2 separate regions of the Homo sapiens genome follow, and region 2 is linked to region 1. A link is a loop called in an ENCODE intact Hi-C map of the cell type or tissue named here. Cell type or tissue: HCT116. All regions are shown on one strand. Links, peaks and the distances in the headings refer to the core of each region. The heading gives the core; the rest is flanking DNA. Region 1 overlaps RTTN (rotatin). Region 2 has its middle 11 kb from the start of LINC01910.

The links. Peaks named below come from ENCODE experiments on the same cell type or tissue, not always from the same donor. Only the 100,000 strongest peaks of a DNase experiment are listed, where the experiment ranks them.
Region 2: it touches region 1 in a loop (3-fold over the local background); 5 of 110 quality-filtered maps call a loop at or near these places.

What each region holds. Positions count from the first base shown.
Region 1 is chr18:70,179,942-70,182,866 of GRCh38, reverse strand. All of the region lies in intron 10 of RTTN (rotatin), which reads left to right. Among named protein-coding and RNA genes, the nearest start is that of RTTN, 24 kb to the left of the region's middle. In HCT116, for the core only: no CTCF peak of the experiment used is centred there; DNase peaks (open chromatin) are centred at 1,666 and 2,284; H3K4me3 peaks cover 1,480 bases; H3K27ac peaks cover 2,500 bases.
Region 2 is chr18:70,371,861-70,374,785 of GRCh38, reverse strand. No RefSeq gene overlaps it. Among named protein-coding and RNA genes, the nearest start is that of LINC01910, 11 kb to the left of the region's middle. In HCT116, for the core only: no CTCF peak of the experiment used is centred there; a DNase peak (open chromatin) is centred at 1,625; H3K4me3 peaks cover 1,248 bases; H3K27ac peaks cover 2,500 bases.

The sequences.
Region 1 (2,925 bases), core at 109-2,608:
GTAGAGTAGATAATTTTAGAAAATATGGAATTAAATTTTGTTTTTTTTGTAAGAAGTGTTTTGATAAGTAATATTTTGCATGAGTAATCAACATGTGTACAGTAGTAGCCTTAAGAATGTTATATTACAACATAATATTTAAGAGATCTATGGAATACCAGAGTATGTCTCCATGTAACTGGAAAACATATCTTTTTTAACATTTCAAAATATCATAAATCATTTGTCATTTAATATCTTTCATTTTGAAATTGTCATCTGATAACCTTGCCTTCCTTGAAGATTTGGCATTCTATCTCTTCTGTTAATGTGAATTCCTAATGTCTGGTCTTCCTTCCTCTCCCTTTCTTCCTTCCCCTCTCCCTTCCTCCCTTCCCTTTTGCTGCCTTGTCAGGGCAGTAGAATCAAAATTTATTAGTCATAAAAATATATATTGACTCTTACGTTTATCAGTTTTTTTTCTCTTTATGCTATTTTGATGTAAGTCGGTCTATATTTAATTAAACATTGTTACAGGCTGTCTGAAATCCTTGTGAATAGAGGTCTGAATATAAAAAAATAAATTACAGATATTTACATAATAACAATACCCATGTAAGAAAGAAACCCAAACTTTTATTTTTTTCATAACACGAGCCTCTTAAAAAGAGAAACAAACTGCATATTTTAAAATGGGTGTATTTTCAAGTCTTTCATTTTCTGATAATAGTTCTGAATCTTGGTTTTTCTTTAGTCCTTAAGGTTATCACACTATTTTGTAGTACTTTTAGGAGATTTTTCACATATTGAAGATTTTCAACAAGTAAATTTTTCCTTTGAAGTGTGAGGAATGCTTTATCAGTTGTTTCTTAAATTAACTTAAATTTTCTTGGCCAGAACATTTATCTGTAAAAGTTAGTCATTCACTTTTAACTTTTGGCTGCTGGTACTTTATGATTCAATGAATTATTTTTACTTTAAAGGTTAATTCTGTTGTACAAGTGCCAGTTGGTATGTTACAAATGCTAAATAAAACAGAAGTACTTCAAATTATATTTGATTTACTTTTACTTGTTTAAAAAGAATAAATGTCTCTTTTCTTTGGCTATATTTTAAAAGAAGCAAACAAGTAAAATTTCTTAATGTTCATACTTTTGCCAGTTTTCAAAAGAAAGACGGAAGCAGTATTTTTGTTGAGTCATTAAAGGAACAAAATAATAAATGTTGCTATCAATTTAGAAATTAAGTACCTGAGGATATATAATCAAATCTCTAGGTATTTCCACACAGTACTAATATCAGTAACATCAATCATGTCTGGAACCCTGTAACTCAGCATGGAAGGGAATTTCAATTTCCCCCCTTAATTGAATATTTTTATATTACTCGAAGTAAATAAAAGAAAAAATATTTTCACCAAAATTAGTTATGCTGACCTAAAGTATGTCATATGTCATTCCCCCTAGTCCTCCATCATCAAATCAGGTCTATTTTTTCCCTATTTACATGCTAAGTCAGGTTCAAGATGCAAGGAGAAAGTAGCTTTCACCTCCTGCCAGATAACCTAGACTCTTAGGTCTATATTCTGTTTCTTTTCCGCATTTCTTCTGTGTCATTCCTGTCATTGCAGTCATTGGAAAGCAGTCTTTTCATCTTTATGACTCATTGCTTCTAAATTCCCATCTGACCTGCTGTGAACTGGTAACTTCAACATCAAGGCATGTTGGTAGAATTGTAGAATGTTGGTAGGACTTCAAGAGGGGCTAAGAGGATTGTGAAAGAAACTAAAGATCTTTGTATCCAGTAAGGGCTCATTAAGGATATTTGGACCAGATTGTGAATTGATAACTGGTGTAGTGGGATCTCTAATTACATAGACCTTCCCTGCTGCTGCCACCATTCCAAAGACAGTTATTTTAACTCACATTTCTTGATTGCCCGTTATTAATATATGCTAGGCACTTGGGATATCAAATAAGATGTAGTGCTTTTTATGCCTATGGGTGATAGATACTTTTAATATGACATTAGTAAAATAGAGATAAGCATAAAGGAATAACACGTAAACTAAGATAGTTTAAATATAGCACTTACTGTATGTCAGACACTAAGCACTATTTATGAGGTCATTTAATTATCATGACCCTGCAAACTCCATAACTGAGGCACAGTTTATTTTTCAGGGTCACTTGTGGTTTTGTATTTATAGCCATTATGTTTTATTGCCAATGGTGCTTTGAAAACACTATGAACTATGAACTTGGGATGTCAGTGAGGGCTTTTTTTTTTTTTTTTTCTCTTCCCCAGACTCAGAGTCTCACTCTGTTGTCCAGGCTGGAGGGCAGTGGCGTGATCTTGACTCACTGCAACCTCCGCCTCCTGGATTGAAGCAATTTTCGTGCCTCAGCCTCCCAAGTAGCTGGGATTACAGGCATGTACCACCACTCCTGGCTAATTTTTGTATTTTTAGCAGAGACTGGGTTTTGCCAGATTGGCCAGGCTGGTCTCAAACTCCTGGGCTCAAGGCACCACTCCTGGCTAATTTTTGTATTTTTAGCAGAGACTGGGTTTTGCCATGTTGGCCAAGCTGGTCTCAAACTCCTGGGCTCAAGTGATCCTCCTGCCTTGGCCTCCCAAAGTGCTGGGATTAGAGGCATGAGCCACCGTGCCCGGCCTCAGTGAGGGCTTTTTGTAGATCTGAATGAACTGAGTTTTAAATTATAGGTAGGATTTGGCCAAGCAAATAAAATAGCATTTTTTTTTTTTAATCTGGCGGAGCGTGAGAATGAACCATGAGCCATGACAAAGAGGCATGGATAGTTCTGATCGGAGATAAAGGATAGGCCTGGTAGTAGATGGAACACAAGCACCTAGACCATGAAATGTGAGGTGCAAATAGTGGAGAGAGACTGGTGGGATAAATGAGGGTCTGCTGGTAGGGGTCTT
Region 2 (2,925 bases), core at 270-2,769, 190 kb before region 1:
TCTACTAGATATTTTGTTTACTCCTGAGGTTTTGGTATTGCACATAGGGCTGTAATTATTATATCTTTATGCTTACAGAACAGAAATATTTTGTTGCGTTTGCTGTTGTTTTTTCGAGATGGAGTCTTGTCTTGCTGTCACCCAGGCTGGAGTGCAGTGGCATGATCTTGGCTCAGTGCAACCTCTGCCTCCCAGGTTCAAGCAATTCTCCTGCCTCAGCCTCCCTAATAGCTGGAATTACAGGCACGTGCCACCACACCGAGCTAATTTTTGTAATTTTAGTAGAGATGGGGTTTCACTATGCTGGCCAGGCTAGCCTTGATCTCCTGCCTCAGCCTCCCACCAAAGTGCTGGAATTACAGGCATGAGCCACCTTGCCTGGCCAGAACAGAAATGTTTAACCAGAGATTAACCTTGTCACAAAGCTGTCACTCCAGTAATTGTGTGTTTATGTGTGTGTGTGTGATGTTACTCTGAAAAAATTTTAATATCCCTTCTATCCTTAAATTCCATGATTCCCTCCATCATCAGAAAAACCTCAAGTGATCTCACTTAGATACCAATCAGACAACTGATGTTCAAACCAGTGATATTTACAATAGAATTGTTCAAAATCAGGGATAGCAAGGATTCCAGGATCATGAAGACAAAATCAGAGCACAAGCTACTCTCGCTATCAGAAAAGACAAAAACAAACAAACAAAAAAGGACACCTCTACTAGGCATTTCAGACACAACATCCTAGATGATGAACTAAGTTGATGTCTAAGCTTCATAGGCCCACTATGGACCTGCACTATCTCTGGGCAAAATAGGACATTTTGAAAAGGCCGTCTTGATTGTTTATCTCCAGTGAATCAGGAAGAAGGAAGGAAGAGAGAAGCCTCAGTATCAGATAGAACTTAGGGTACTAAAGCTTCGAGGTGGATGAGTACATATACAAAAGTTCCTCTGGACATGATTAGACACTCTGAGATTCTGCTTTTCTGTGTGACCCAAACAGCACTGGGTTTGAATCTACCAGGAGACAAAAACCAGGCTGTGTTTGTTCTGCTGAGCAACTGTCTTATTCTAGGGAAGCTATAAATAATAAAAGATATAATTTGTAGAATCCCATTATGTTATCATGTCACTTCAATTCATTTAATCCTCACAATTACCCTAACAAGGAGTTTGTTAACCTGTTTTTGTGACATCCATCTACACTCATCATGTTGAGAATGAATTAAATTCATCTTCTCTGATAAACCTGCAGCCTATCTGGATTAGGGGGAAAAAGGAAAGCAAACTCAGGCTCATCCATACTGTGACTTGCAGGGAACTGTGAGTAATCCACCAAAGAAACAAAGCCAGATAGAGTAGTACATTTTCTAGATAAACACAGGTGTCACCTGACCAGATTGGTGATTTACAAAGATGAGGCTGGATGCAGCATAGGGAATAAACTAGAGAGGAGGAGGAACTGTTAAGAGACTGCTGTCTCCTCTGTTCTCTCCATTCACATCTAGTTTCTTATTGCACAATGACCCCGGGCCATTTGTATTACCCACCTGAATTTCATAGTTAACACATCTGGAAACAAGCTTGTCATTATCCTCAGGGAATCGTTTGTCCCTTGGACTTCCTAATCTGCGTCAGTGGCCACATATATCATGCTCTTAGTCACAAAGGCTCAAAACCTCAGAATCGCTCTTGGCTCTCAGCTCCTCCTTGCTTCATCCTCTTTCAGCCTCTCGTCAAAGCCTGGCTGTCTGTTCTTTCATAATAAGGTTCTTTATTTCAACTCCTACTGTTACCAAAACTTCTCTAAGTTTTAAACAAATTTGAAGGGGTGGCTGCTTCTATATAATGACTCTGGAAGTCAGAAAGAGGCAATTATTGCAGAGAACTCCAAAATAGACCCAGAGCTCACAACCCAGCCTTCTCCTTTGCACAGCCTCCTCCTTTGCTCATCTGAGTCTGCATTTTGCCTGATATGTATTTTAACTGGCTCCATAAGAAGACAAGGGGAGAAGAGGGAAGGAAAATGAGGGGGAAAAATGAGACAAACTCCCTTGTAAATTGACTGGGACCAAATTGATCCTGGAACGTTCTGTCTGAAGCAGGATAGTTTGTCTCCATCAGTGCTTTTGCGCAACATAAATTGAGTGTCTTTTTTAAGCAATTTTTTTTTGAGTGTTTACAATGTGTTTGGCATTGTTCTAAATTTGCTATATATTAGCTCATTAATCCTCAAAAAGCCCCTATAAGGAAGGCACTGTTACTATTCTTATTTCACAGATGAGGAAACCAAGGAGCAAGAAGCTTAAAAAGTCACCTGTGATCACACAGCTGATAAAAATAAAACTAGAATTTGAGCCAAAAACCTGCGTTTCAAGTCCTGAGCCCAGCACCCAAGTATCATTCTATTATTGCGCTAGTTCCTGAAATTTACATGACTCTCCTGCAGCCTCCTCTCTTCCTTGTTAAATCAAGTTTAGCCTAAAGCTGCCTCCGTACATATTTTAAGTTTGGCCTAAAGGTTTTTCTGTACATTGCAAACTATAACAAGTGGAGTTGTAAACAGACAGACTGTAGCCTACTCTTGTGCCAGTCACTGAGTTTTGGCCAATCAAATGTGGTCAACTGTTCAAACCATCTTCAAATAAGGCAAACACCAAGCTGTAACCAATCCCACTGTTTCTGTTCCTCACTTCCATTTTGTGTATGTCACTTTCCTTTTTCTGTCCATAAGTCTTCTGCCACGTGGTTGTGCTGGAGTCCCTGAGCCTACTTCTGGCTCAGGAGGCTGCCTGATTCACCAATTGTTCTTTGCTCAATTAAACTCTGTTAAATTTAATTTGGCTGAAGCTTTTCTTTTCTTTTCTTTTTTGAGACAGAGTTTCAACTCTTGTTGCCCAGGCTGGAGTGCAATGTCACGATCTC